Regions from separate parts of the Homo sapiens genome. Here regions 2, 3 and 4 are each linked to region 1. A link is a loop called in an ENCODE intact Hi-C map of the cell type or tissue named here. Cell type or tissue: GM12878. All regions are shown on one strand. Each heading gives the region's core, and the rest is flanking DNA. Links, peaks and the distances in the headings are about the cores only. Region 1 has its middle 86 kb from the start of TET2. Region 2 has its middle 220 kb from the start of TET2. Region 3 has its middle 200 kb from the start of TET2. Region 4 has its middle 280 kb from the start of TET2.

Region 1 (8,372 bases), core at 1,349-6,348:
CACAAGGACAGAGTGTTGGCTGGGCATTACTGTTATATTGATGCTCTGCAATGGGATAATGAGAAACAGAGAACCATTAACAAACTACTGCTAAGGGCAAGAGTTAGAGAACCTCTCTGGTGATTTAAGAAGGGTCTCTTTTCCCCTGCAGTGGAATAATGAACAGCTGAAAAACAGACTCCAGGATTTGACAAGTAGAATTCCAGAGCATCAGAGATACTTACATGCTCAGCCAAGGCAGACCATGGATGAAAACCTAGGATCTTAAAACATGGGATGAAGACATAATGGGTAGATTCCCCCAGAGGATTTTGGCTCTGTATACATCCCTGAATGTTCAAAGTTTACAGAGGTGGCTCATTCCTTTGCAGTAAGAGGTGGCAATGCCTGAGTGTGGGAGATAAACCTCATGATGTTTTAGAGACCTGTCATTTCAGTGAAGTTTTTAGAGGTCCAAAGAAGCTCCTGGAACAATATTAGATCCTGCTAGGGACGGAGCTCTTGACCATGGGACACCAATTGTCCTGCCCATTATGAGCTAACTTCTGTCAGACTGGCCAAAGCATAAATATGAATGGGCTGAGCAGCAGTCTCTCATTAGATAGAAATGTACATCCAGAAATGTCATATGCAATGACAATGAGCACAGGTAAGCTATGTGGGAAGGTAGACAAGACTCCCACATTAACCATCACAGTCACAGCAGTGATGCTTACAGAAATTGCACCTGTGCCTGTGGGGAAATCCTGTCCAATCAACTGAAGGAATGAGATAAACCTGAGCTTGGCTTATGGACAGGTTGGCTCAGTATGTAAAAATGGAAAGTGACTATGAGAAATATAATTATGGTAGCTACAACTAATTGATTAAAAACTTGACTGTAAAAGTATATACTTTTTAAATACTTAAATATGTGTAATTATTTTTCAAGTTCTTTTCTCCTGAAAGTAGAATTTTTAAAAATATTCATAAAACTTAAAAATTATTTGGGTTATAGTTATATTCATACTTTTTCTCTCTGACTACCTAATTTAGGATAATGAAGTTTTTAGTCCTTTACTTAAGCATTTCCATCTGCCCAGCAACTGGAGTCCATCTGGAATAATGTATTTTTATGAAATTGTATGGGTAACTCAAACCAGGATTACTCATCTGAAGAGAAAATGGTTGTATTTCCTAGGTTTCACACATGAGCAAATTGATCTATAGCTGTGAAATGAATAATAGTGTTACTTGACTACACAGTGAAGTGAAAGTCTTGGAAATTATATAGTTGAATGTTTTGCATTATTATTGCTATTTTCCCTGGATTTCTCTTTGGGAGGGCTTTTTCACTAAGAATTTTTCTTTACTTTTCACCTTTATGAAACAATAAAGATGATTGTTTGATTAGTACAGAGTTGGTAAGCAGTGCTGTAATACTCTATGGGTATAATGACAAGTGTAACACCTCTTAGGGCAGATTCATCAGTTGAAAGTCAATGCAGTGTTTTTTTCAATTAGTGACTGATTCTGTATCCAAATGGAATCATTTCACAATAAGAGATACAGGCTAATTGGATAATTCTGGATGCAGTTTTATTTCATCTCCTTGTCCATGCAGAGACCTGAGACAAGCCTTGGTATCCAGGTGACCTAGGTTTGGGCTTGGCTTCATCGCTGTATAAATGCTGTAACCTCTGGATTTCATTTAATTTGTTTGTGCTTCATCTGTAAGATGAGAGCTTTAGAGTAGTTTGTCTTTCTGTTCTTCCACCTTTAAATTTACATTTCTAGGGTTAGATTTCTGAATATAATTAAGGTTGACTGAAATATGCAACTGGCTCAAAAGTACTTTCTCCTAAAACAGTCTCTTAAAACAGTGTTTGAAGGTTAAATAGATTAATATATGCATTGTGACTTAATCTTCTAACTAACAATCAATTGTGCCAAGTCCTCATTAATTCTCCCTCCAACAAGATGACATTAAAATGTCCCATTGTAATATTTTAAATTCTTTTCTGGCAGGGGCAGACCTTGAGAAATATTGATCATACTTTAAAAACTCAATTGTCTGAATAGATGGCACATGCCATCATTTCCATAACATATTTCATATAGAAATTCTCAGAAGATGGAAGATGGAAGAACAGGATTTCCCATCTGTGGCATGGTACATGCTCCACCCTTCCCTCATTATACTGCTAACAGCTGCCCTGCCTCAAGTTTATTCAGGTGTCTTTAAAATTCGTTTATGTTTCTGAAATTTTTGAAGTAATAAGTTTTATAAACTTAATACATACTAGTGAGATCGTATTTCCTGGTCTTTGTCTAAAAATCGTCTCTTTCATTTTATTCTAATATTTGCATATGTTCCTCATATCTATTGATTTGAGGATTTTTTTTATTCTTTACACTGCTTGATAACCTTTTGAAAATTCACCATGGAAGAATGACTATCACAGGAGAACTGGTACTTGGAAACCTTGAGGCATTACAAGAAAAGTCTCGGTGTAATGTGCAAATGCTTATAAGCAAGAAGGTGATTTGCCATGACCTTCATAACCCTAGTGTTTACAACAGTGCCTGTTCTAGAGTAAGCAATCAGTAGATTTTTTATTTTTTTTTTTGAGATGGAGTTTCACTCTTGTCACCCAGGCTGGAGTGCAATGGCGGGATCTTGGCTCACTGCAACCTCCACCTCCCAGGTTCAAGTGATTTTCCTGTCTCAACCTCCCAAGTAGCTGGGACGACAGGCGCCCGCCACCACACGCAGCTAATTTTTGTATTTTCAGTAGAGACGGGGTTTCACCATGTTGACCAGGCTGGTCTCGAACTCCTGACCTCAAGGGATCCACCCACCTCAGCCTCCCAAAGTGCTGGGATTATAGGCAGAGCCACTGCGCCTGGCCCCAGCAAGGTATTTTTTTGAAGTCCAATGCAAGTGGTGATTGTCCGACCAAAAAAAAAAAAAAAAGAAAAAATCTCAAATATTTCCTAGCTAGAAAATGTCACCACATCCCTCTCTCAATTTTGGAGATTTTTTATCATGCCTAGCAACAATATTGGAGAGTAAAATGTAAAAACCATTTCATTGGTTATAAAGCACTGGAAATATGATAATTAGGGCAGTCCAGATGCTCACTCTTCCTGTTGGAATTATATTGACATTATCATTTCATTTTGTTTGTTACTCATAACAGTATTCCCATCTTGGCACTTAAGCAGAAAAGCTTCACTTGTTATGGTTGTTTCACAGTTGATTCCATTATTTGACTTCCTGTTTTCACAATTTGCCAACCAATCAAATATATCTGTGGTTTTAAAACATGTGTCAACTGAACAGATATCAAGAATAAAATGCACATATACATCCCAAAAGACCTCTGTCAAAATCAGTAAGATTGCACAAGGCAGGAACCTCGGATGGCACTTTAACAGAAGAAAATTGTCAGAAATTATTTCATTCAATGTAGTATCTGAGCTTTAATAAACCATGTCTTATCTCTTTTGGCCAGTGGACAGTTTCTAATTGGTAAGGGTCCAAGGTAAGGCAAACAAATGCAAGGAAACCTGTCTGCCTGACTTTATATATCAGCAAGATAGTCCTATCGTACATCAACGAACAGGCTTCAAGTTGACAACAGGAAAAATGTGACTCAGCTTATACAAAAGGGGAAGTCCCAGCGTTGGGCTCAAACAATGGGTCTGTCATTTTACTGCTTTGCTGGTCTGTCTTACCTTTTTGAAGACATGCACGGGTTGAGGACTCATCAATCTTCTCGGTCCTAGGCAGGGTCAGTAAATTTAGTATCCAGGGAGAGGCATTATTCCAGGTCATGAGCAGAGCAGAGGAAACAATGGGGAACTTGTGGTCAGGCTGGTAAAGTGATACCTTAAATTCCAGGAATACTTGATTTGGGAATGGAAACAGGATAGGCCCAGCAGCAAAACAAGAGCAGCACAAAATCCTCCTTAGAATGATCAGTCTAGTGAATGAATTAAACAAAGAAAGCAGACTGTGAGGGATATGTTTATTTTCTCCTATACTCACATATCTGCAGTTCCTTCTGCAGAAGATGTTACTGCAGAAGCAGTAACAACTAACTCATTGATGCAAAAACATTTTATGATATGACACTAAACACTGTGTATATGTGATTTACACGTTATGTGTTAATTTGAGTTTTAGAGGGATCTTTAAGTCATATAGGGCTGAGGAAAACATGTACTTCTTTGGCAACTGAGCTACATCTTACATAAAATAACACCACCAACACCGTATGGGCAGACCTCACTGTGGAGTCAAAGGCAGAAATAGTATGTTCTCCAAATGAGTCACTCCCAGAGGTCCTGTGGTCTTTAAAAACCTGACCACTATTATTCTCTGTGCTTATAGGTTGTTCTTAGTTGCTGCCTTGAGGCTTCCCCTCACTTCACTGTTTCCACTTCTTCTTTATTGACTTTTGTGAAGTCACCATTCTCTTCCTCTTTCATGGTAAAGTGATGGTAAATGTGGGTGATTAGGATGTTCAGTGAAGCACAGACTTATTAACAGGAACCAGGAGGAATGGCTAATGTTGCTAGGGTTTAAAAGTTTTACATAAAAGACAATCACAGTAGTAAAATAGTCATCAGTAAGAACATGACTTTTCTTGTTTCATTGAAAAAATGTTTAGTACTTTTGACTGAATTATTTCTAGAGTATGACAAATCTGTTTTATTGTTTTCCTATAACTTGGGGTCATTTTGTTCTGGCCTGTGGTATGCAATGCCCCAGAATATTTTATATATATTTTTTTTATTTTTATTTTTATTTTTTTTTGAGATGGAGTCTTCCTCTGTTGCCCAGGCTGGAATGCAGTGGTGTGATCTCAGCTCACTGCAACCTCTACCTCCTGGGTTCAAGCAATTCTCCTGCCTCAGCCTCCTGAGTAGCTGGGATTACAGTGCATGCCACCATGCCCGGCTAATTTTTGTATTTTTTTTAGTAGAGACGGGGTTTCACCATGTTGGTCAGGCTGGTCTCGAACTCCTGACTTTATGATCCGCCCACCTCGGCCTCCCAAAGTGCTGGGATTACAGGTGTGAGCCACTGCGCCCGGCTGCCCCAGAATATTATTAAGGATAGGTTTTTACTTCTAGTATAACCATATCTTCCTTATCTTTGTATGCTTAATACACAGTCAGTGCCTGAAACCTGTCAATCGCTTAATAAGCGTTTTTAATTGAATGAGTACATTTTCAAATATATCTTGATTAGTTACACTTTCTTTGAAAGAGCCCCCCAAAATAGATATAATTTTATAAAACTAGTACAGGGCTGAAACTGAACAACAAAACTGGAATTCCCTCTCCTGGGCCTCTCCAGAAAATATAGCTGAGATTGATCCTTTTGGTCACCACAGAAATAAAGAATGAATAAAAAGAGCCAGCAAAAAGAAGTCTTTAAAGACAACAAAGAGACTCTGTAGAGTTTTATGACAGGTTTAGATAATTAAAACTCATCACAAGGAAGGACATTTAGGAAACAGGAAGGGCTGACTTCATTCTACCCACAAGATTTCCAGAATCTTTCTTGATTCAGATGAGAGTGGAGGTCCCTCTTCTCCCCATTCCCACCCCACTCTTGAGTGCTGTGCTGCTTCTCCTTTCTCTGTTCCTGTTCTCAGTCTCCCATGTCACACAATAGTAACAAAATGACTAAAGTCTTACTCACTGAATATATTATGTGAGCCAAAAACAAGTGTTCTGGCAGCTTGGTGAACTTACCAAATCTCCTGAGTCTCAAGGTAGCACTGGCTTAAAGTCCTTGATGGAGCTTGAAGAAGAAAGTGTAATACATCTGTTCTCAAAATTCACTTGACTAACTCCATCACCTCCTTCAAGTCTGGGCAAATCTCACCTTCTCAATAAAGCCCGCTCTGACTGTCCTCTTTAATGCCGCAAACTACCCCTTCCCCAACACTACCTTCTGGCATTCCTGATCTTTCTTATTCTACTGTTTTTCTTTTCAGTGATGTTTATCATCTTCAAACATACTAGCATATCTACTTATGATGATTTTCTATTCCTGCCTCCCACTTGAATGTAAGCTTCACAAAGGCAGAGATCATAGTTTGTTTTTTAATATATCATAAGCCCCAAGAACAGTGTTTGGCCCATAGTAGGTGCTCAATAAAGATTGGTAGGATAAAATAATGAGTATTAATTAGCTATTGCTATGACACATGACTGAAGGAATTTATATATATTAAAGAGAAAAAGTACAAATAATGCCCTGTAATACAGTATGATGAGTGCTAAACTATCAATATAAAACAAGAGCAATGGAATGAATAATTCCACAGAACAGTTCTCTGTTCTAGTAAGGTAGCCAAAAGTGGATCATAAGAGAGGGATGATGGATGTGGAGGTATCAAGAAGAGATTTCAAGTGGACTCTCAGCTTATTTTTCCTCATAGGAATGGAGTCTTCTTGTTAGGAAGATGAGATTTCCTATCTTCTGTATCACAACTTGAGTCAGCAAATGGAGTGGGAAGAATAAATTGGTAAACTGGAACTCACCTATTGAGTCTCTTGGCTTTCAGTTCCCTTTTTAGCCATAGTATAGGCCTCCTTCCCTTTCCCATATCATTTACTGCAGGTATTGGGTCTTACAAAACCTATTATCTTCCCAGCCTGCTCAGTGAGGTTCTGAGTCAATCTAATCTCCTTGTGTTAGCTTTTAATATACTTCATATTTCCTTCTATCATTGTAGAAGAACATTGTGGTTTGCATTTTCTTGATGTTGGTTTACTCCTGCTTATCTGTACCTTGACTTACATTTTCTGGAAGAGAAGCAGATGGCGGATGACTCATTGGTACAATCATTTTGACTTTCTTTGCTGCCTGTGATAATTTGAGATTCCTGGTCTAGATTTTTTTTTCCACTTCTGCTTCAGATGAGTCATATGACTTCAGGTGGTGGATTAGAATCGATGCTTTATCTGCCCAGTTTTGAGTATCTTATTTTAAGTCGTAAGAGTGTTAAAAGCTATGCTGCTGAGCAAATCCTTCCCAGTGAGAAGAATAAGGAGAAGTTCTGTTTTTGTAATATCGTACTTCTATTGATTGGCAAAAGAGTATTGTATTTATCATTACCCTCAGTATTTAAAAACCATCCAAAGCCTTCTTGGGTGAAGACTCTAAATATATCTCAGGCATATACTCTGTTTATTGTGTTCTGTGTGGCCTGGGAAAGTCATAAACAAATGAATTACATCTGTTTGTGAGGCATTTACTGATTTCTTAAGACAGAGGCTGGGAAACACAAAGGGAAAGTACCTGACCTTCCGACTATAATATGCTCGTAAGTTCCTCTGGGTCACATTTATTTTTGCATACCTGAGACAGAGCTACACAGACAGTAGATATCAAATAGGTATTGTGAAATAGTGAAAAAAAGAATTCATAGATTGACCTGATTTATTATGTGAGGAACAGCATGAAACCTGGAAATCCAGTTTCCATGTCTGTAGAAAGGAAAAATTATACTAGTCAACTATAGGCTAATAAAAAACACTGTAAAATAAATTAAGCAGCTGAGATCTGTGTGTTCAGGAAACTGCGCAACCATTACACTTCTCCAATTTTCTAGGAAGGGGCAATTGCCTTAGGAGTGCATTGAGTAAGTTCCATTTACAAAGTATAATTGTAGGGGCCCCGAGTCTCTTGAACGCCTTGCACAACACTACCTTCTCTCCTAGCTGGCCAGAAGTCCCTATCAATAGCACTGGTCTTCAAGATCAGGTAATAAGTATCCTTGTACTTTTTCACACACACTAATTGAAGAGAGAGTGTTGAAGGTTTTCTCAAACCTTCTCCAAAGGGACTTTGTTACTTCAGTTAGCACATGGTTACACACTAAGGCAAAATTTCCAAAGTTTTGTTCTGTGGATTCCTATACTCCAACCTCAGTTGTCATTGTTTAATCACTATACCCTGCTTAATTTTTATTCATAATGTTTATTATTACCTGAAATCATGTATGAATTTAGTCTTTACTTTCTGCCGTCGTTACTGAGAGCTTAAACTCCAAGAGCTCATGGATTTATCACCAGCACAGAAATTAGTATTTGGCATACTAGGCGCTCTATAAATATTTGAATAAATGAAAAGGCTTTATGATGTGATGATGTGAAAAAAGACTTTTTTTTTTTTTTGAGACTTAGTCTTGCTCTGGTCACCCAGGCTGGAGTGCAATGGTGTGAACTAGGCTCACTGTAACCTCTGGCTCCCGGGTTCAAGTGATTCTCCTGCCTCAGCCTCCCGAGTAGCTGGGACTACAGGCGCCTGCCACCATGCCTGGCTAATTTTTGTATTTTTAATAGAGATGGGGTTTCACTTTGTT
Region 2 (8,372 bases), core at 1,755-6,754, 130 kb after region 1:
ATCTGTTTTGGTACCAGTACCATGCTGTTTTGGTTACTGTAGCTTTGTAGTATAGTTTGAAGTCAGGTAGCGTGATGCCTCCTGCTTTGTTCTTTTTGCTTAGGATTGTCTCGGCTATATGGGCTGTTTTTTGTTCTATATGAAATTTAAAGTAGTTTTTTCTAATTCTTTGAAGAAAGTCAATGGTAGGTTGACAGGGATAGCATAGAATCTATAAATTACTTTGGTGAGTATGGCAATTTTCACAATGTTGATTTTTCCTATCCATGAGCATGGAATGTTTTTCCATTTGTTTGTGTCCTCTCTTATTTCCTTGAGGAGTGGTTTGTAGTTCTCCTTGAAGAGGTCCTTCACGTCCCTTGTAAGTTGTATTCCTAGGTATTTTATTCTCTTTGTAGTAATTGTGAATGAAGTTCATTCATAATTTGGCTCTATTTTTGTCTATTATTGGTATAAAGGAATGCTTGTAATTTTTGTACATTGATTTTGTATCTGAAACTTTACTGAAGTTGCTTATCAGCTTAAGGAGATTTTGGGCTGAGATGATGGGGTTTTCTAAATATACAATCATGTCATCTGTAAACAGAGGCAATTTGACTTCCTCTCTTCCTATTTGAATACACTTTATTTCTTTCTCTTGCCTGATTGCGTAGCCAGAACTTCCAATACTGTGTTGAATAGGAGTGGGGAGAGAGGGCTTCCAGTTTTTGCCCATTCAATATGATATTGGCTGTGGGTTAGTCATAAATAGCTCTTATTATTTTGATGTATGTTCCATCAATACCTAGTTTATTGAGAGTTTTTAGCATGAAGGGGTGTTGTATTTTGTTGAAGACCTTTTCTGCATCCATTGAGATAATCATGTGTTTTTTGTCATTGGTTCTGTTTATGTGATGGATTATGTTTATTGATTTGCAGATGTTGAACCAGCCTTGCATCCCAGGGATGAAGCCAACTTGATCATGGTGGATAAGCTTTGTGATGGGCTGCTGGATTCAGTTTGCCAGTATTTTATTGAGGATTTTTACATTGACATTCTTCAGGAATATTGGCCTGAAATTTTCTTTTTTGTTGTTGTTGTGTCTCTGCCAGGTTTTGGTATCAGGATGATGCTGGCATCATAAAATGAGTTAGGGAGGAGTCCCTCTTTTTCTGTTGACTGGAATAGTTTCAGAAGGAATAGTACCAGCTCTTCTGTGTACCTCTGGTAGAATTCGGCTGTGAATCTGTCTGGTCCTGGACTTTTTTTGGTTGGTAGGCTATTAATTACTGCTTCCATTTCAGAACTTGTTATTGGTCTATTCAGGGATTGGACTTCTTCCTTGTTTAGTCTTGGTAGGGTGTATGTATCCAGGAATTTATCCATTTCTTCTAGATTTTCTAGTCTATTTGCGTGGAGGTTTTTATAGTATTCTCTGATGGTAGTTTGCATTTTTGTGGGATCAGTGGTGATATCCCCTTTATCATTTTTATCGTGTCTATTTGATTCTTCTCTCCTTTCTTCTTTACTAGTCTGGCAACTGGTCTATTTTGTTGATCTTTTGAAAAAACCAGCTCCTGTATTCATTGATTTTTTGAAGGGCTTTTTATGTCTCTATCTCCTTCAGTTCTGCTCTAATCTTAGTTATTTCTTGTCTTCTGCTAGTTTTTTAGTTTGCTTGCTCTTGCTTCTCTAGTTCTTTTAATTGTGATGTTAGGGTGCCAATTTTAGATCTTTTCTGTTTTCTCCTGTGGGCATTTAGTGCTATACATTTCCCACTAAACACTGCTTTAGCTCTGTCCCAGAGATTCTGGTACATTGTATGTTTGTTCTCATTGGTTTCAAAGAGCTCAATTATTTAAGCCTTAATTTTGTTATTTACTCAGTAGTCATTCAGAAACAGGTTGTTCAGCTTCCATGTAGTCATGTGGTTTGAGTGAGTTTCTTAATCATGAGTTCTAATTTGATTTCACTGTGGTCTGAGAGACTGTTATGATTTCCATTCTTTTGCGTTTGCTGAAGAGTGTTTTACTTCCAATTATGTGGTCAATTTTAGAATAAGTGTGATGTGGTGCTGAGAAGAATGTATATTCTTTTGATTTGGGGTGGAGAGTTCTGTAGATGTCTATTAGGTCCATTTGGTCTAGAGCTGAATTGAAGTCCTGAATATCCTTGTTACTTTTTTGTCTCATTGATTTGTCTAATATTGACAGTGGGGTGTTAAAGTTTCTCATTATTATTGTGTGGGAGTCTAAGTCTCTTTGTAGGTCTCTAAGATCTTATTATATGAGTCTGGGTGCTCCTTTTTTGTCATTTTTTATCTTTGTTGGTTTAAAGTCTGTTTTATCAGAGACTAGGATGGCAACCCCTGCTTTTTTTTTCTTTCCATTTACTTGCTAAATATTCCTCCATTCCTTTATTTGCATGTGAGATGGGTCTCCTGAATACAACACACTGATGGTTCTTGACTCTTTATCCAGTTTGCCAGTCTGTGTCTTGGGGCATTTAGCCCGTTTACATTTAAGGTTAATATTGTTATGTGTGAATTGGATCCTATCATTATGATGCTAGCTGGCTATTTTGCCCATTAGTTGCTGCAGTTTCTTCACAATGTCAATGGTCTTTACAATTTGTTATGTTTTTGCAGTGGCTGGTACCGGTTGCTCCTTTCCATGTTTAGTGCTTTCTTCAGGATCTCCTGTAAGGCAGGCCTGGTGGTGACAAAATCTCTCAGCATTTGCTTGTCTGTAAAGGATTTTATTTCTCCTTCACTTATGAAGCTTAGTTTGGCTGGATATGAAATTCTGGGTTGAAAATTCTTTTCTTTAAGAGTGTTGAATATTGGCCCCTACTTACTTCTGGCTTGTAGGGTTTCTGCAGAGAGATCCACTGTTAGTCTGATGGGCTTCCCTTTGTGGGTAACCTGACCTTTCTCTCTGGCTGCCCTTAACATTTTTCCCTTCATTTCAACCTTGGTGAATCTGATGATTGTGTGTCTTGGGGTTGCTCTTATTGAGTAATATCTTAGTGGTGTTCTCTGTATTTCCTGAATTTGAATGTTGGCCTGCCTTGCTAGGTTGGGGAAGTTCTCCTGGATGATATCCTGAAGAGTATTTTCCAACTTGGTTTCATTCTCCCCATCACTTTCATGTACACCAATCAAATATAGGTTTGGTCTTTTCACATAGTCCATATTTTCTTGGAGGCTTTGTTCATTCCTTTTCATTCTTTATTCTCTAATCTTGTCTTCATGCTTTATTTTATTAAGGTGATCTTCAATCTCTGAAATCCTTTCTTCTGCTTGATCAATTTGGCTATTGATATTTGTGTATGCTTCACAAAGTTCTTGTGCTGTGTTTTTCAGCTCCATCAGGTCATTTATGTTCCTCTTTAAACTGGTTATTCTAGTTAGCAATTCCTCTAACTTTTTTCCAAGGTTCTTAGCTTCCTTGCATTGGGTTAGAACATGCTCCTTTAGCTCGGCAGAGTTTGTTATTACCCACCTCCTGAAGCCTACTTCCTTCAATTGGTCAAACTCATTCTCCATCCAGTTTTGTTCCCTTGCTGGCAAGGAGTTGTGATCCTTTGGAGGAGAAGAGGCATTTTGGTTTTTGGAATTTTCAGCCTTTTTTTGTGCTGGTTTTTCCTCATCTTCCTGGATTTATCTACCTTTGGTCTTTGATGTTGGTGACCTTCAGATGGGGTTCCTGTGTGGACGTCCTTTTTGTTGACATTGATCCTATTCCTTTGTGTTTGTTAGTTTTCTTTCTAACAGGCCTCTCTGCTGCAGGTCTGCTGCAGTTTGCTGGAGGTCCACTCCAGACCCTGTGTGCCTGGGTATCACCAGCAGAGGCTGCAGAACAGCAAAGATTGCTGCTGTTCCTTCCTCTGGAAGCTTCATCTTAGAGGGGCTCCTGCCAGATGCCAGCTGGAGCTTTCCTATATGAGGTGTCTGCTGACCCCTGCTGGGAGGTTTCTCCCTGTCAGAAGTCACGGGGTTCAGGGACCCACTTGAGGAGGCAGTCTGTCCCTTAGCAGATCTCAAGGGCTGTGCTGGGAGATCTGCTGCTCTTTTCAGAGCCAGCAGGCAGGAACATTTAAGTCTGCTGAACCTGTGCCCACAGCCACCCCTTCCCCCAGGTGCTCTGTCCCAGGGAGATGGGAGTTTGATCTATAAGCCCCTGACTGGGGCTGCCACCTTTCTTTCAGAGATGCCCTGCCCAGAGAAAAGGAATCTAGAGAGACAGTCTGGCTACAGTGGCTTAGCCAAGCTGTGGTGGGCTCCGCCCAGTTCAAACTTCCTGGCCGCTTTGTTTACACTGTGAGGGGAAAACCACCTACTCAAGCCTCAGTAATGGCAGACGCCCCTCCTCCCACCAAGCTCCAGCATGCCAGATTGACTTCAGACTGCTCTGCTGGCAGTGAGAATTTCAAGCCAGTGGATCTTAGCTTGCTGGGCTCCCTTGGGGTGGGATCCTCTAAGCTAGACCACTTGGCTCCCTGACTTCAGCCCCCTTTCCAGGGGTCTAACTTTTTCTGTCTTGCTGGTGTTCCAGGCACCACTGGAGTATGAAAAAATTTCCTGCAGCTAGCTCGATGTCTGCCCAAATGACTGCCCAGTTTTGTGCTTGAAACCCAGGGCCCTGGTGATGTAGGTACCGGAGGGAATCTCCTGGTCTGCAGGTTGCGAAGACCGTGGGAAAAGCATATTATCTTGGCCAGGGTGCACTGTTCCTTACAGCACAGTCCCTCAGGGCTTTCCTTGGGTAGAGGAGGGAGTTCCCTGACCCCTTGTGCTTCCTGTGTGAGGTGACATCCCACCCTGCTTCAGCTCACTCTCCATGGGCTGCACCCGCTGTCTAACCAGTTCCAGTGAGATGAGCTGTGCACCTCAGTTGGAAATGCAGAAATCACCCACCTTCTGCGTTGATCTCGCTGGGAGCTACAGACCGGAGCTGTTCCTATTCAGACATCTTGCCAGCCACAATCCAACAGTGGCTTTAGTAAATAAGGAATTATTTTTTCCTACAGAGCAAGAAGTAAGAATATAGAAAATTGCTGGCATTGCTCCCATTGTTCATGATGCTGTCAAGGATATAGGCTCTTTCTACCTTGCATTCTCCTTCCTTCATTTGCTGGCTTTTTCCCCTTTGGCTGAAGGCCCCACGGTTTTTAATATGGCTACCACAACACCAGGCATCATATCCATGCAGGAAGAAGAAGAAAGAGGGAAGGGGAGAGTCCAGCTCCATTGGTCTCTTTTATTAGAAAATATCCCTCCTAGTTGCAAAGGAGAGTGAAAAAATGACTATATGGCAAAGGGAAAGAACATTGTGATTATCACCTTAGAATGGTTGTTCATCACCTCCTAGAGATGAGCACATTGCTCTTGTATACAGACAAGTTCTGATAGCAGAAACAGGGGAGATTAGTCATTGATTGGCAGTTTTTAGTCTTCCACTGTGGAGGAAGAAAATGGAATTGGTGGCAGTCTTGAAGGCCTTTTTGGTAGGTTTAGGAGTTTCAGCTTTATCAACAAATATGTAGTATTTAGTATGTGTCTCCAGTAATTGAATGTGTGTGTTGTCATAAACCATAAGATATTTCAAGAGTTTTAGGTTGAGTTATGTTTATAAAAATTTTTTATCATATTCTAGTTTTATGTACTAGAAAAAATACTTGTCAAATAGGCCTTACATAGGGAGGGTTTTTACAACTTACTTAGAAAAATAACCAGAAATGGTGGACCTATTTATCCACCAGAAGCCGGATGTATTCTGGAGCAGCCTATATGGTTTTAGAATTTCATCCAAATTTGATGCAAGGAGATGCAAGTACTCTCTACAACCTGGCAATGCCAAGTCCCCCAATACATGCCCTTAGTAGGATTTGTGAACACTTAGCCGACAAGTATATACTCAGTGTCTCATGTCTAAATGTGACACAAAAACAGCAATGAGATACTTTTGGAATGACATTTCATCTCATACACAGAATTTGCCTGACTATATGTAATTATGTTAATACTTCAAGTGTTCATTTAATTATCTTTCTGTTAAAATGTATTTAACTTATCATTAAAGTACCAATAATCTTTAGACCAATAAAGTAGATAGTAGGAGGTCTAAAATACAATGATTTATACTATTTTGGAAAAGAAAAATCCCTTTAAGGAAAGTGTTACAAATAAAATTTCTTTAACTCTTTAATCAGGTATTTTCCTACTTAGTGAATATTTATGTGTATGGAAATTCATCACAGGATTGCTTTTATGTCTTTGCTTTTAATACTTGGTGCTAAATTTTAGTGATTATGTAGATTGGTTAAAGTTTTGACCTTTTGGAAGTTTGTTTTCTTGTTGTTGTTATTGATTTTAATTACTTTGTAATAAATTCTAGATCTTTGTAAGATATGTGACCATTATTGGCATCAGTTTGTAAAAGCTATAAGCCATAGTGGTTTCCTTATATGCAAATGAAAGAATGCAGAGGTATACACAGAGCGATTCAGAGGCATATTCAGGAAAGGGGGAGATCATTACATCTTAACCTATTTCTATTTTACCATGTTCCTTTCCTGTGGGAAAACATGAAAATGTGGTGATTCATTAAGACATGTTAACCAGGAAGTAGAGTCCCTATGGCCATTTCACATCTAGAAGAAAAATTTTATAACTGTTGCTAAATAGATTTAATCAATAGGAACTAAGACTTGAGATAATGACAGATAAACAGAGGTACAAGTACTAGAGATATTGCCGTCAAAAATATTTGGTGATTTTTAACTGACCTCAAAGACCATCTACAAGCATTTTATTAGGATTCCTATGTTGTCATTCTCATATAACAACTTGATACCACCATTTCATGTAACATTATTCTGCCATATCTACTAGAAATTAAGAATTGTTGGGGGGCTAGCTAATGTGCTAGGTCCAGAATGTACATTTTTGGAGCAATCATATAAGGATCTAGCTATAAGGATTGTGGATCCATATGAATTCTGTAGGTCATCTCAAAATCTCTGCATATCTAACTTTATTTTTTTCTTTTCTTTCTCTCTTTCTCTCTCTCTCTTCCTTTCCTTTCTCTTTCTTTTTCTCTTTCCTCTTTCCTTTCCTTTCTCTCCACAGAGTCTAACTCTGTCACCTAAGCAGGAGTACAGTGGCATGAACATAGCTTGCTGCAGCTTCAAACTCCTATGCTCAAGTGGTTTTCCTGCCTCAGCTTCCTGAGTAACTAGGACTACAGGTGCGTGCCACCATGCCCAGCTAATTTTTGTATTTTTTGTAGAGATAAGATCTTACTATGTTACCCAGGATGGTCTTGAAGTCCTGGCTTCAAGTGATCATCCAGCCTTGGTCTCCTAAAGTACTGGGATTACAGGCATGAGCTACCATGCCTGGCCGGGATATCTAAGTTTTGTGTGTAATAACCTTATTTCTTGTGTTGAGGCTTTTCTCTACTATTATATATAATAGTGTAGAAAAAGGATATATATATATATATATACATCTCTCTCTCCTTTTGTTTCTGTGATGTATAGATCACTCACTTCAATTTTCTGTGGACAGTTTTTTAAACACAGATGTGTTTTTGTGACTAATGGTGGCTGTTGGGTTGTTAGAGATCCAAAGACAGAATAAAATCACAGGGAGAACCTTCAAGTATTACAGAGCAGGACCAAGTAGATGGTGTCTTTCTCCCTACCTCCATGCTTCCTTCCTCCCTCCCTTCTTTCCTTTGCTTGCTTCTCCTTTCTGGGTAGGCATTTGTAGGAACTGTTTTAGCCTCTAGAATCATACAATATTTGACAAAAGAAAAAAATAAAGATGGAGAGGCTCATAGCTGTAGAATTTGAATTGCTCACTTTTGACTCAATGCACTTTCTAACACTGCTTTTAAGTACTAGGTGACAAAATAAAATGATACACTACTTTACGGACATATATAGTTTTAGAAAGTATTCGATTGAGTTACAGAATGTTGTCCAGGCAATTAAGAACAGTATTTACCTATGTTCTTTATCTTGTGACTGGTTTAATGGGTCTACCCTGAGAATAGTTCTATTTGATGATACTTTCCCTTAAAAAGATACTAAGATATTTGTAGCTGTACAAAGTAAGTTACTTCTGTTTGAAGAGCACTGGATTCTTTATGAAAGGTGTTCATCCCATTATGATTGTATAATAAACATAAAGATTTTTAAATCACCGTTGTGTTCAAGTAGGTAAATGGAAACTCTGCAAAGAATCTGCTTACTACTGGGGATGGAGGTGGGAAGAGCCTTTTTGGAATGATGTGTTACAGAGAAACTTTGCTCTCTGGAGTCCATATATCATTTACAGCAAAAAGAAGAAACACATTGCTTATAGACGAGAGAGTCTTGGATT
Region 3 (7,208 bases), core at 1,773-6,772, 120 kb after region 1:
TGTTTTCTTCTAAAGATGGAGTCTTAGTCTATTAGAGCTGCTGTAACAAAAATGTCATAAATTGTATAGATTATAAATAACAGAATCTTATTTCTCATGTCCTGGAGGCTGGGAAGGGCAAGATCAAAGTATTGGTAGATTGGTGTCTGGTGAGTGCCAATTTCCACGTTCATAGAAGGCACCGTCTCACTGTATCCTCCCATGGTGGAAAAGGAGCTAGCTAGCTTTCCGAGGTCCCATCAATAAAGGCATTCATCCCATTCATGAGGACTTTGCCCCCATGACCTAATTACCTCCCAAAGGCCCCACCTCCTAATGCCCCCATGACCTAATTACCTCCCAAAGGCCCCACCTCCTAATGTCATCACCTTGGGGATTAGGATTTTGCCATACAAATTTTGTGGGGAGACAAACATTCAGACCATATCAGAGCCCTCAAGCCTAGAACACACACACTGATGCAGTTCTTAGGGAGGTCAGTACTTCATATATCCCAGCATTTTCTGTGAAAATAATAAATCATGGTCTCTGGAGTAAATCCTTTCTAAAGTGTTACAACTATGTAGGAGTCTCAGTGTTCACATTATTATTCAGCAGAAACACCAAACGAATGTATAATAAATGTAGCACTTATTCAGTTTACATATATGTATTAGAAATAAGCCTGTTTTAAAAAATTATAATCAAAATGTAGTTTGACCTTATTTAAATATTTTCTATCTTTTTACTTATATATTAACAGATATTTTCCATTTTAATTTCCAGTGCTCTGGGGTATATGATGAATGTCCAATATAGCACAAAGCAGTAAATTTCTCTTTATTGTTGTTATTTATTGTTGAGACATGCTTCATTAAACAGTCCCTGTCTTGTTACTGAAACAACTTAGTATGGTTTTGCACAACTAATGGTTTTCATCAGCATTCATCATTGAATTGTTTTCCACCGAAGAAATTGGGTTGGTGTTTTAAATGTTGTCTATGTTAGAATGGGCAATTATATTACCAAAAAGGTAGATGGGTAAGTTTTAGGAAGAAGCTAATTTAAATCAGTCAATAAAATGGTCTCTGTAGAGAGTTGCATGATACTTATAGAAATCTACTGCTTATGCTTTTATTTAGGAGGTTAAATACCTATTATTTTCTCTGCAACTTGTCAATCAGAAAGAAATACAACATTAGTTTTGGCTTGCAATGATTAGAATGGGCATTTTTTTCTTTTGTGAAGGAAAGTGTAATGAGCTAAGATCCAGGAGTATTATAGTCTAGCTGAGTTATCTATGACCCTCCACAGCCTCATCAATAAAATGACAGAAGGGCTGACATCTTTTCTCTAAATTTCCTTCAAATTCTGATGCTTTATAGTTATGAAACTATTTATTTTTACCACAAAATATCCCTTTCATATGTTAAAAAGGAATGAAGACACACAGAGAATTAGCTTACCAAAAAGCATTAGGAGGGAGTCTCCTATAATGGAAGGAGAACCCAGCTGGGAATGTGAAGACTAGAGTTCCAGTTTTAGCTCTGTCAATAGCTAGCTTTGTGACCTATTCAGTCTTCCATAAAGTTATTTTCAGTTCTAAGATTCTGTGGGCTCAACCATGAAGTAAAATTCAGCGTAAAGGCATATAACTCTACCTGATATTATTAGGAAATAAACTTTGGACGTAGGAAGATGTAGGGAACCTTGGGTGTGATGAATTTTGTTTTTTTCCTTAGCATCTACCTTGTTAGGTAGGTGTTAAAAACTACATACATAGCTTTCTAGATTACTTTTGACATGACTTTGTTGAGGTTTGAACAGGTGTAGGATCATTACCCTGACCCCGTAAATCCTCTCTGAGTTTGGAACTGGTTGAGAAATTGTCAAGAGTCAGATAGTTCAGGATTAAATGATCAGCTATTAACATTGGATTTGTGTGTGAGCTTAGATGCTTCCTAAGTAGTGGAAAATTGAATTGTTTCTGTTTTTCCTTAAGCTTATGCTTTGGGATAATCCATCAGAACAACGTAAAGAAGGCCAACTTAGATCGTTACTGCCTCATCTCTACTGAACCCTAGTAGAGGAGACAGGGGGATAAGGTGCTCCAAGAAGGAAGTTTGAGCCTTGACCCACGTATATTTACTACATTAAGTTTAGGATCTAGAAGAGAAGGCCAGCGGCAATGAGAGAAGAGGGGAATTCACTACAAACAATTGGGATTTGTGGTCTGGAAGAAGTGTGGATCTGAATACAGACCTCTGTAAAGATATTGTTAGTTCACCCTTTCTTGGAGGCCTCAAAATATTTGTCACCAGGGCCTGTTGCCCTCATAAAAGACCCCTATTCTCTACATATCTTAGTGACTATAAAGGGGCTGAGCCATACTTCCAGTGTCTTGTTTTAATCTCCCCAATTACCTGTGTCTCTCCTCCTCATTTAAAAAACACAGAAGATATGTGAGGACTCTAGAGGAAGTGTTATTCCAGAAGCCCCTTCTTGGAAACATGATACTAGGACATTGGCAGTTTTCCCTAACAGACTTTCTTATCTTTCTGCTTGTGGCAGCAAATATTTATTAGAAATACATTTTTTCCTATTAACATTAAAGCTGAATATACTCAAGGCAAGCTGATGTCCATAAACAATTATGCATCAGTTAGCCAGAAATTTTTTTTCTGACTCTTGGGTGTTAATCTGGGGAAAACATATTAATTCTTGTTTAAGGATTCTATAGAAGTGTTCTGGTCTTCTAAAAGGTCCTTGTAAGAATGAGTTAGTATAAGGTTTGCTCATGAAGCTCAAAGGGCTGTTTAGAAATCTTCAGATCATAGTGAGATTTGTTTCTCTGGGGGAACTAACCTAATACACTGCTAATCACTGTTGCCCTAGTTTCTCCTTTACAAAAGTTTTGGACTGTCATATTTGGTTTTATATTAGATCATGCTAGATTAGCTTTCTTGCATGTAGAAGAAATCCTGGGAGCTTTGATGATGATGGCAAAAATACAGATGCCTTGGTGTAGCAATTGTGTAAATATGGTGTAGCCTAGAGAAAAAGGACAGCTCTCATCCTCCCAAATGTCCCTTTACCTGTCTTTGTGAATATACTTTATAAATAATCTCCCTCATTCTCCTTCTATATACATCAGAAAAGATAGGATTAGAATTGTGTCAGAGCTGGGCAAGAATACTAAGGGATGTTGGTGACTAGAAGACCAGGAAGACAATGAAATAGAAAGGTATCTAGAAATCTAAAGGCTAGAAATAAGGTAAAATCTAAAATAAAACTAGGATTTGTGCTAGCAAAGCAGAGCTGACCACGAATTCAATTACCAAAATCTGTGGCTGTTACTTTTTGACGACACTGAAAATCTACACAAGTAGTCTTGCAGTGCATCAATTAAATGCAAAGAAAAACCGTAAAGCTAAGTGCTATTCCAGATGTGTGGAGGATGGAGAAGACAAAGCCCTGTTTTTATTACAATCTTGAGCTGGCTTGCCTGGGTTAGAATCTTGGCTTCTCATGTTATCTTGGATAAATTGTTTAAAGTATTATATCTGTGTTTTAGTTTCATCATCTCTAAAATGAGGTTAAAAATAGTACCTACTCTTCTAAGAATGTATATTTTGGCTGGGGTATGGTAAAGTTAGTGCAGCCGCAAGAGAAAACAAGAACAAAGCTTAGAAAGGAATTTATTCTACTCACAGGGCCCAATGAGGTAGTCACCACACACCATGCAGGACCACAGGGGGAAAGCACCAGTGTCAGTCAAGAGCCAGAAGACAGGAACAAGGGGCAAGTCTAGGCCAGAGCCTTTCTTGAGGTTTCTGTGCGAAAAGGAAGGCAGAGCAGAGTAAACAGTTTAGGATTGGCCAGTTTGAATGATTCCAGAGGACTTTGGGCTATAAGGGTGATCTCTAGTTGCCTGGTAACTGGGAAGATTTAGGGCAAGGGAAATATTGGTTTGTTGTGTGAGAGTTAGATAAGGAGTTTGGGGCTGTAGATTCAGGATTGGTTGGTTTGTACGTGAGAGCTGTGCTCTCAGCTAAGACCTTCGCCGACTCTCAGAATTAGCCAGCTCTAGGGAAGATAGTCTCTTTCTGGGTCTGTAAGGCCACCAGATTCTAGAGCATCAAGAACTATAGAAATTAAGAAAATGTAGTTTAATAAAGCTGGCCCTGTTTTGAATGGATGCCTCACAGACGAATACAGAATCCAAGAAATCACAGCATACCTACCTTATTGTGAGGTTTAATGATTTAACACATACATAGTTGAATGACCCAGACTGGTTGCATGTCCCCAGTCTAACTGCATGAGAGGTTGGGGCATAGAGAGGAGCACATAGAATACTTGAGGAACACGGCTATCTGTGCTGTGCAGATGGGGCTCAGAACAACTATGCTTTGTAGAGCATATAGGAGAGTTTGGAAGGCCATTGGGATACTTTAAACAATTGGCTGTGGTGAGTGCTATATTGCACAGAATAATTAAGTTGAAACAATATATATATCTACATGATTTTCAAGCAGCTAATTTTATAAAATGTGCTTGTAAGTATATAGAGCATCAAATGGACTAAAAGTTATATACAGAATTTTAAACATTTTTACTGGTTTGATTGGCCTTTTGTTGATATCCAGGATGAAAAACAGGGCACAAAAGAAAATGCACTAATAAGGGATGTTTTATTTTACATCACAATAGAGATCAGTAGTTACTTTGGTTGAGACATGTTGGAGACAGCCATGCTGTCTGTAGGAGGGTAATGTGAGCCTTTAGGAAGCCATGGATGTGACACTATGAAGGACAAATTTTGCCATCGCTGCCACCACGCCTGTGAAACTGGGTTAAATGGTGGTGGTGGGGAATGGATGGGTTTTGGCCTGGAATCTATAAGACCTGAGTATGGATCTGTCTTTGCCACTTCTTAACTATGTGACTTTGAGCCATTCCCTATGTAAGATGGAGACAACAATGATTTGCCAACCTGGTGGTAGGGTTTCAGGAGATGTTTATGAAAGTATTTCCAGAGAGAGCTCATTTCCACTCTCCTAGTTCTGTTTCTATCATAATGGCTGCCCCACAGGTATCCCAAATTTCATATAAACTTCACTAGGAAAGTAGATATTTCACTCTTGCAATTCTTATGTTGTTTCATTGTATATGTAAATGGATAAAAGTTTAGGCTTTGCATTGTCTGACTTTACTTCTCTAAGAGTTAGTTTACTCATCCTTAAAATGATGATGATAATAGCATCAACCTAATGGGTAGTTACGATAATTAAATGCAGTTACACAAGTAGGACACTCAGTTCCTGACACATAACAATCACTCAATAAATGGTTGCTGTTATTAGTTTCATTTCATTACACATGAAGGACTTTGATCTACACTTCTGAGATTTAGATGCAAAATAATCTATGACTCATTAGCAGAATCAGTGAGAAAATAAGCAGAATGAGTGACTAATGTTAAGCAGAAACTATTGGTCAAAGGAACTGCTATGAAAGGACAAATGAATCTTCTATATCTTCAGCAAGCCTCTACTATAGTTCAGGGTGTTTCATAGAGAAACTATACCACTAATAAAAAGCTATTGACGTTTTGTAATTCTAAAAAAAAAATGCCACCAAATTCCTTACATATCTTGATTCACAATGAACTTTTATTGTTACATTGGCAACTTAAAGTAAAAATAAAAGAGCTATTGTTTCACTTAGATGGAAATTATTTAAGAAAAAAATACTCTGATGACTGTTCAGTTATATAACTAACAAGCATCTATTCATTGGGCACTGAAGTAGGTATCTCAGGAGATAAAATGTCAATAATAACTAATATTTGCCATGAAAAAATGTATTCAAAGCAATGAGACCAGGCTGGTACTGAGAGCCCCAAAACGTTAATTCTTCCTTATTCCTCCTGAGGAAATTTTAAGTGATTTGGAGGGATAAGACATATGAAAAATAAGGCTTAATACAAGAAACAGTTAAAAGAAAACAAAAACAAACCCTATCACTTGAGTAGAGCCTGTAGGGAATGGCATAGGATTTCCACGGTTCATCCTCAAGAAAAGCTTCTAGGGGTGGTGGGATTTTAATGTTCCTGGGAGCAGTAGAAATTGTGAGATAATGCCTGGTAATTACCATAAACTTGAAGCCAAATAGCTGGGAAAACATGTTCCAGGACATTGCAGATCAAATCATATTTCTATAAAAAGAATCTGCTGGATGTTCAGCTGACAGAATATCAACCATAAAAGGATAGTTTAATGGATTTCAATCATTATCTAAACACAAAATCACAGAGCCAAGTTTATGTGCATTGTTAATCATATGCTGTGAATCCGGTAAAAGAAAATGTAATACAAGCATCAGATGAGATGTTTTTTCTTTTCTGATTTTTAAATGGTAACATTTTATTTTTGAGAACCATTAAAAAAGAGTGATTGCTTGGAGCAGCCATCTAAGGGAAGTCCATTCTCTTTGTAAGGAAACAAAATGGTGCTCCAGTGGAAGAGCTCTGGAAACAGTGAGTGGTTCATAGAGCTACTGAATTCCTTGCTTTTGCTAATACTCAAATTTTAAAAGAAAACATGTCCCAATCCAAGGATTCTTGTGATATATTTGTGTTGGTGTGTGTGTGTGTGTGTGTGTGTGTGTGTGTGTCTAAATTTTAAATTTATATTTTAAACCAGCAGTCACTTTTCCCATTTTAAATTATACAATCACTTAGTTGTTTCCTGAACTATTTTAAATCAACAAGTTTTCTTTGAAAATATTTTTTTAAAAAATAGATCTTGCAGACTTAAGAAAATAAGAGTATTCCTTAAGGTAGATGGTGTAAAATAAATAAAATCAGTAGATTTCTAACACGTTCTTGAATAGAAAACACAAACGGAAATTATCCCATTTACATTTATAACTAAGCAACATTTAATATCTAGAAATAGTCTTAAGAAATGTAAAATGAACAAGATATGTAAAATTATAACATTTTATATGATAATAAAAGATTTGAGAACATTACAAAACATTTGATTAAGTGGGGAGACACAATTTAGAAAAAGTAGGCTTTATTTTTTAAAAGAGGTCAATTCTGTTTGAATTTATTCTATTTGCATTGTAATATCAATCAAAATTCTCATTTGCTGTGGGAAGGTGGTGAGGAGCTTGATAAAATGATTTCAAATTTTACTTTGAAGAATAAACATGCAAGA
Region 4 (8,372 bases), core at 2,081-7,080, 190 kb after region 1:
GATTGCTGCAGGACTAGGTGTCTTCCCTCTCTCTGTTTCTTCTGGTTCTTAGCCCTATTAGCCTCCCTTTTCTCCCCCAACAGAAAATCTCTTTCACAGACATGGTCCAAAGTGACTCTGGTAATTTTCCTGATTTTCAGGCTTTTAAACAAGGTTGGCTCTTGAAGTACTACTTCAGAATAGAGTGCAGCTCTTGGCTGGCTAGTCCTCTTATTGCAAGCCATTTCCATATCTTTGGCATATAATCGACATTTGTAAGTAAAAGCCGGCTTATATGAATCCCGGTTCATCTTTAATTACTGACTCCTGAGATCCCTAGGACTGAATATCTCGCCATATGCCCATTCCAGAATTGTATAGTATTCTTCTGCTATGCAGTTGCAATCTACCCAAGCCTTAGAGTAGAAAATCTGATTATATTCTCCGTGTACTTTCTCTGTCAGGAATAGTTTACCCTATTATAATCTTCTAACCAGCACCCTCTATGGGAAATAGTCTCTCTAATATCTGAGTATGGCTATGTAATCTGAGAAACGTCATATAGTGAAACTTACACTGTTTAACAGTCCTTTCCCTGATTAGCAACATTAATCAGCAACTCAGCCACCCACCCCTACTTATTTCTGTCTCAGTTGCTTCATATGTAGAAGGAGAGTGATACTAGTACCTAGCGCTTAGGCTTGCTGCATGGATAAAATGAATTAACATGTGTTGTGCTTAGCATGCTTCCAGCACTTTGTAAGTGCTCAATAAATGATAGTTTTTATGGTTCTTATTAGTATTATTACATAGTTCCCAAGGGACAAAAAGATATTAGTTGTAAGTGTTCCTAATATATTCTTTTATTTAATTGGGATATTGTAGATTCATTAAAAAAACTTTTGAGAACAATTTTAGATTTACGGAAAAGTTGCAAAGACAGTCTAGAGCATTCCTATGTACCCCACACCCAGTTTCTCCCATTGTTAACACCGGACATTACTATGGTACCTTTGTCACCACTAAGAAACCAACATTGATACATTACTATCAACTCCATACTTTGTTGGAATTCACTGGTTTTTCTCTCATGTCTCCATCCTGGGCTCCCATGCATGATACTAGGTTAAGCTCAGTCATTATGTCTCCTTAGGTCCCCCCGGCAGTGACAATTTCTGAGATTTTCCTTGTTTTTGTTGACTGTCAGTTTTGAAGAGTGCTGGTTGGGTATTTTGTAGAATTCTCTTTGTTTTGAATTTGTCATGATATTTTTTCATGGCTAGACTGGAGTTATATGTTATCAAGAAGACAGTGGAAGCAAAGTGCCCTTCTCATCACATTTTATGATTAATACAGTACATACTATTAATCTGACTTATGTTGATAGTAACCTTGATCATCTGGCTGAGGTAATATTATGTTTCTTCATGGTAAAGTTAATTTTACTTTGTTTTAAAAGAAATTTGTCATAGATCTTTGGGAGGTGTGCAAAATATAAAACATCTCACATGTCAAATGTAAGAATACCAAAGGCTTACTTTAATAGAGAAGCAGAATCCTACCTCTCATTTGGAATATATTCCTTGAATCCTATCAGAACCAACTATTGTGATGAAAAGATAGAAAGCACATCACCTCACTACTGCTTCCAACATGCTTTTTTGCCCCTTTCTTCACACAGTTGGCTGGAAAGCTAGGCAGGTATGAAATTGGTGGTAGGAATTAAAGGAGAACATACAGCTTAGAAGATTTAAATAATGGCAAATGGGTCAGGAAGAAAATTGTGTGGTAAACATAATTAGGATGTCAGTGAAGGAGGAATGTCTCAGGGATGAGGCTTCTTACTGAAGAAATGGGGTACTATGAATAAGGAGGGCTTGAAGGACAGGGTTATGGGTTAAGACTAAATGAAATGAGGAAACAAACTATGTATGAAATGGGGAAAGAACATCCTAGGTGCAGGCATAGCAAGTATAAAGGCCTAGAGGCTTTGCTGATGTGTTCTAAGAATGGTAAAAATACATTCTAATTGCCAGTGATTTCTAGATGCTTCTTAGGAACTTACTCTGGTTATGAACTCTGCAGAAAATTTAGCCTGGTTCTGAACTGTGTGAAGTCATGGATGTGTTTTTGGACCAAAATATTGTCATACTGTCTTAACTTTGAACAGGCTAAACTCATTTTTTCTTTCTTGACATTTTTCCCAAATGAGTCTTTGGAAATACTAAGAAAAAATTAATACAGCAAGGATTTGACTTCATTGCTTACTCCTGGAAATTCTCTAACTCCCCAGGAATATCCGTGGAGATTTTCCTCTAAAATATATTGCTCTCTAAAATGTTTCATTAACTCTCAGCTGTGGGTTCAATCTTGTGATCAGCGTGTCCAGGGAAGCCAGAGAAGCTTTTGTTAAGCTTGTTTATTTGTAGCAGGTGTTTGAATTTGACATTTGATTTGACTTAACCATATTTTGGGAGACTGCAAATTAAGAAAGCTTCTGAAATATGCAGAATCTGTTATGCAGAAACATACTTACAGATATATGGGTGGAATTAAAGGAAAAAGCTTTCAATAAAACTCTTCTTTTTACTTGAGGTTTGAAAAGGCTTGATACTTTTGTAATGATCCACAGCCAGCTGATTTCAGTTCAGGAGGCTAAAAGGGATATAATAAGAAACCCGTTCTTGTAAAATTTCAGTCTGTCTGAAACAAGTCTGAGCAGGAAATGTTTGTGAGAAACCTGTTCTCTCAGAGTCTTCCCTCCTGGTTCCTCATTTCAGGAGGCTTCTTCCACACCCAAATGAATATCTGAAAGGTTAGTGATTTTTTTTCATCCATATTAAGACTATTAATAGAAAATAGGCTGGTGGGTCCAAGTTTTCAATACAGCCTAGTGACATAGCATTTCTTGTTTGCTCCTGATCAGTTCAACATGGTTTCATCATTCTTGAAAGCTGACTTTGATATTCAAACTTAGGAAAACTGTAAGCATTTCATGTCCCTCTCTCCGTTGCAGACCCTGTTCATTGGCACTCCCCTCTAAGCTGTGAAAGCAGAACCACATCTGTCTTGTTCTCTACTATGTCTCTCCCTCAGAGAAATGCCTGCCACATGGAATGTGTCCAGTGAAAATGTATTAAATATATGAATGACTAGTACATAACAACTGTGTGGCATCTAATTTGGAGAACTCAAAAGCCATACCAGGCTCTAGGAATTCTTTACCCAGAATTCACCATCTCATGTCTCCAGCATTCATGCAATTTTCATCCTAGGAATGACTCAAATTAATTACTCTTAATAACTCTTAAGGTAAGGAGGTAGATAATTTTATAAAAATTATTTTTATATAAATCCATTAAAACAAAAGAATGTCACATGATGTGTTTGCAATCAGATTATTACTTTACTACTAATTTTATGTTCATAAGAATTATATTGCCAATAAGATTGGTAATAGTAATAACAATAAATAATCTTTAGTCCTTAAAATTTAAAGCCATACACTATATTAGAACCAACTAAATATTAAGTACTATAATAGATGCTATGGTTGAATACAGAAGAATCTAAAGAAATAGATGTTTAATTCTGAGTCATTTAATAATAATAATAATATTTGCTGAACACCTATCATGTGACAAACACTGAACTAAATCTATACATTAAATAATTTAGTCCTCATAAAAGGTCTATGAGCTAGTTACTACTGGTTTCCACATTTTACAAATGAGGAAGTTAAGGTTTGGGAAGATTAAGTAAATTGTCCATTTTCAAGCTAATAGGAAATGATGAAAGTAGAAGTTGAACTTGCTTTTTTGATATCACAAGCTACTCTTTTTCCTTGGACATTTAACTTCATTGTTTGTTCTTCAAGTTTATATTTTAGTTGAGGATTCAGAACATACACATGAAATAGTACTTGCCAAACAATACGTAAATGACCATAGTAACTATAATACAGATTTCCAAAACCCGAGAAGGTATGTTCAACTGAAAAGGAAATTCATATTGGAAGCATTTCCTCAAGAAAGTAAGTTTGAATCCATATGGGAAACTGGGAAGTAATTTTTGTGTAGGTGAATATAAGAGATAGACCGCAACTAATTAGGTTAAAAGATAAGTCTTTACTTTTCAAATTTATAATTCTAGGCTCCTGGTTAGATAATAGTAACAACAGTAACAAAAATAATACCACTTTATATCTGTATAACATGTAAGGGTTTAAGCAGACACAATTTGATTTTATTTGTAGATTAATGATCCTTCGTATGCTATGATCCTCTTTAATATTAGAAAAAAGCAACTAGAACAAACTTCATGATAAAGCTTGGAAAAGCACAGTATTTGAGAACCTTAACATTCAATATATGCTGAAGTAATGAAAACCATCCATAGTCTTGCCATGAATTCCTTTTAAATTGCTTATGAAATTGTGAGAGTCAGCCTGCAAATTCTTCCCTTCTCTACTCCACCCTATCCCATCTCACCCAGTTCCCAGCACACACACAGTTCTGCTATTTTTGAAAAGAAAGAAAAAAGTCTCCACATTATTGGTGTGGTTTCTATGATCATGGGCAGAACTGCTCAGAATATTCACCAACTATGGGAGTATACATTATCTGACTCAATTCAAGTCTGGTCTTTGCCAGTAGGAAACCCTTGTGTTAATTTCTATTTCTATTATTGTCAAAGATGACACTTCCACTTCTCTATTTTATTTTTGCGTCTTTCATATTTACGAATTCAAATTTCATATTTTCTTCAGAGGAGGTACATGTGTTTGTAATAAGGAAAGTCTCCAATTCATGAGGACTCCTTTTGTCTACTTTCCCCTTTTCAGAAAAGCGTGTTAAATTAACTAAAGAAATAATTGGAGAAAAAGCAAGTTAGAATATTATAGAAAAGAATAAAATGATGAAACATATGTTTCATTTTATTTCTTTTTTGAGACAGAGTGAGACCTTGTCTCATATATATATACATATATATATACCTTGTCATATATATACCTTGTCATATATATGTCACATATATATACCTTGTCATATATGTATCAGACAAGGTCTCACTCTGTCACCCAGGCTGGAGTGCAATCATGTGATTATAGCTCACTTCAGCCTTGAACTCCTAGGCTCAAGTGATCTTCTTGCCTCAGCCTCCTGAGTATATGGGACTACAAGTGTGCACCACCATACCTAGTAATTTGTTCATTATTATTATTATTTGTAGAGATGAGATCTCACTATATTTCCCAGGGTCTTTTTTTTTAAGCATGCTGATAGGATATAGATAGGAATGAAAGGGGCAACAGAGATTTGCCTTTACAATGATGTAAAATGCTACCAAACCTTCAGTAATAATATTCAGTCATTAGTGGAATTGAGTGACAGTATAAACTATGTGTCATAGATTTCTGCATTAATCCACAGTGAGTCTTAGCATTTTTGTATATTTTACAACATATAGGAGAAAATAGATGTTGTTAAAGAGTATCTCCTGAATTTACAAAATAATAAATTTAAAAAGCAATTGTCTATCCACTCCTTCTATAAGACATAATGAATAAGAGCCTTGTATGATGGCACAAAGCAAACCATCATTAGACAGGGGTGATAAGAAAGAAAAGAGTAGCTTTAAGCCAGAGGGAGAAAATAGTGAATGAGAAGACCAAGTTTTATTTCAGGAATAAACTGGATTTATACCAGAAAAATTATTTGTTTTGATATGAAAATCATACCTTTGGGTTAACACCTCTCCTAGTAATCTAGATTAATTTAATATCCATTTGTAATACATTTTAGTGTCCTTCATAAATGCTAAAAATAAGTGTACTTACACATTTACCAGTGTGTGGTCCCCCATGGGAAGGAAAGGGAAATAAATAGAGGGATTAGAAGTCACTTCTGGGTCACGTGTTCCCCAATACCATTTTATTCTTGATCCTACATACCTACTGGTGTTCACAGAATAATAAAAAATAAAGACTCCAAATTCCTTTCTAATTCTAGATGCATTTTTTACCTTACATGTGGTATATTTAATAAACTTAAATATCAGAGCTATTCCACCTCTTAATATAATATTTACATTTGAACCTGCATAGCAAGGTGGCCCTTTTCATTGTATTAGTGTTTAGTTATTTTAATAAATATTGAAATTGAGTAACAGAAGCAATAACAAAAAATGAATATTGAATATATACTTATTCCCACTCAAAATTAAACTAAAATCAGTTGCATCAAGCTTTCAGTCATATTTGTGTCAAACATTTATGTTTTTCCTAAAAGCAGTAAACAAAAACTAAGGGTGCCAATGTTTCTTAACCGAAACCTTAAAATATTATCTTTATATTTGGGGAGATTTAGAACCTGAGAACAAGATTTCTATGCATTTTAAAGTGAGGCCTATTTATTCTTAACTGCCAAAAGAACTTATAGTAAGGATTTATAAATTTAGGACAGGTTGGCAGTGGATGGGTAGGTTAAGGCTATAAAAATGTTCATTAAATATTTTTTAATGAATGAAATTAGGTAATCTAAATTCATTCATTAAAAAATATTTAATGAATGTTTTCTATGCTCCATACCTCTTTGCTAAATCCTAGAGATGTCCATAATGGCGAACAAAGCCAGACCCATCCTGCTGTCTTTTAGCTAGCAGTCTAGAAGGGAAGAAAATATTAGTTCATCAACAAACGTGTGAAACCGCCACTGTGAGAAGTACTCTGAGGGGGAGGTAAGTGCTGTAATGAGTGGATTTTAAACAGTTGGGGTGTCAGAGAAGTCTTCCTCAAGGAAGATGCCTAAATGAGATCTGCAAGTTGAATAAGCAGATAGGTGACAAGGTGTGTCCCTGACAGTGAAAGCAGGAGTAGGAGAACAGTGAATTGAAACCGACAACACTCAGACAAATGGGAAGCAGGGGCTGGGGACATAAGTAGAAAGCAGATCATACAGGTCCTTGTAGGCCACATGAAGAATTTATCTTTATTCTAAGGTAGGTGACTTAATCAAACCTCCTGCCTTGCATTTTGAAAGAAGCACTCTAGCTGCTTTGTGGTGAATTGGTTATAGCTAGTATGGGGTAGTTAGGTTAGAGGGAGGCAGTCCCAGCAGGCAATTATTAGGCAAGTCCAGGCAAGTGATATTGTGTCAGGGGTTAGTGGGAGTGGGTATGGAAAAGGTAAAGGGATTCAAAAGATCTATAAGAGATAGGTACATTGCCATGGCTAGATGATAGAGCGGTTATGGGCTCTCTCCCTCTTTATGTATGAATTCACATATCATATATTACTCATATTCTCCATCGACATTATATAATACACATATACTATGGATATATGTAGATAAATGTAAACGTGTAGGAGTGTGTGTATACATATATGTGTATGTGTGTGTGTGTGTATATATATATATATATATATTTATTTATTTATTTATTTATTTATTTCAGAGTAGTGCCTAATAAAGGATGCTCAAATAGAGCAATACTTTATGGTTAATATCTCTTTTACAGCAGATCTTCACGCTTTCTCTTATTTTTCCCTACTAAGTACAGTAGTCAGGAATTTCATGTAAACAGACAATATGGGATAATTGAGTGAAAATAGACGGATACATTTTGTCTTTATTGAAATGATTTTGACCAGTTTAAGATAATTACAGCACACACATTATACTTTTTCACACTGAATTATGCCAAGTTTCCCAAAACCACTAATCAAAGAAGTCATTTAAATAATGACTAAATTATGATAATGTATTACAGTTGAAATGACAATAGAGAAGAATTAAAAGTAAAGAATGCTAAATAATGCTTAATTGCCATTATCTAGGTAAAACACAAATGAAATAGGGTCAGCCTGAAGAATGATATTGGAAAAGTGACTGGGTTCTGGAATTGAGGCTTAAAGTTACTAAATTTTTTTGTTGTATTGATTTTTCCCTGTCATGATCATACCTTTCTTTTTGATGAATTTTGCAACTTTTATAATTCTGATTTGTGACATAGTTTTAAAAAAGTGTAAAGTATAATTAAAGTTTCCATGTGCTTCTCATACCAAGTTTTATTCAGCTAGCTGTTAAGTAAGTGATTACCCTATAAGTACAACTTTAATACCCTAGTCACCTGTATGGGTTCTGCCACTGGATGTTTTATTGAAGAATTTTTTTGGGGGTGAATTTATATTTCTCTTGTACAGGGCTCATTGTTTATTGAATAATTGGAGGTGGGTTATATCTAGCTATAGGAGATACCAATGTTTATACAACATGAGCACTTAGATCTTTTGCATGACATTTGGATATAAATGAAATTTCCTTTTGAAAATAATGAGCAATGGGAAATGGCATGCATTTTAAAGGATGAATTAAGTTGACACAAAGCGCTAA

The links. Peaks named below come from ENCODE experiments on the same cell type or tissue, not always from the same donor. Only the 100,000 strongest peaks of a DNase experiment are listed, where the experiment ranks them.
Region 2: it touches region 1 in a loop (5-fold over the local background); 2 of 110 quality-filtered maps call a loop at or near these places.
Region 3: a loop joins it to region 1, with 7 times the contacts of the local background. A loop is called at or near these places in 2 of 110 quality-filtered maps.
Region 4: a loop joins it to region 1, with 6 times the contacts of the local background. A loop is called at or near these places in 2 of 110 quality-filtered maps.

Annotation. Positions count from the first base shown.
Region 1 is chr4:105,056,823-105,065,194 of GRCh38, reverse strand. No RefSeq gene overlaps it. Among named protein-coding and RNA genes, the nearest start is that of TET2, 86 kb to the left of the region's middle. RefSeq lists enhancers at 4,143-4,242, 5,718-5,787, 5,808-5,907. In GM12878, for the core only: no CTCF peak of the experiment used is centred there; DNase peaks (open chromatin) are centred at 3,654, 4,394 and 5,674; H3K4me3 peaks cover 1,324 bases; H3K27ac peaks cover 3,465 bases.
Region 2 is chr4:104,926,853-104,935,224 of GRCh38, reverse strand. No RefSeq gene overlaps it. Among named protein-coding and RNA genes, the nearest start is that of TET2, 220 kb to the left of the region's middle. RefSeq lists an enhancer at 4,237-4,576. In GM12878, for the core only: a CTCF peak has its summit at 3,949 (motif pointing left); DNase peaks (open chromatin) are centred at 3,974, 4,264 and 4,694; H3K27ac peaks cover 1,111 bases.
Region 3 is chr4:104,940,128-104,947,335 of GRCh38, reverse strand. No RefSeq gene overlaps it. Among named protein-coding and RNA genes, the nearest start is that of TET2, 200 kb to the left of the region's middle. RefSeq lists an enhancer at 3,870-3,949. In GM12878, for the core only: no CTCF peak of the experiment used is centred there; DNase peaks (open chromatin) are centred at 3,765 and 5,400; H3K27ac peaks cover 368 bases.
Region 4 is chr4:104,865,392-104,873,763 of GRCh38, reverse strand. No RefSeq gene overlaps it. Among named protein-coding and RNA genes, the nearest start is that of TET2, 280 kb to the left of the region's middle. RefSeq lists a silencer at 2,645-2,694. In GM12878, for the core only: no CTCF peak of the experiment used is centred there; DNase peaks (open chromatin) are centred at 2,703, 4,623 and 6,845; H3K4me3 peaks cover 1,262 bases; H3K27ac peaks cover 2,971 bases.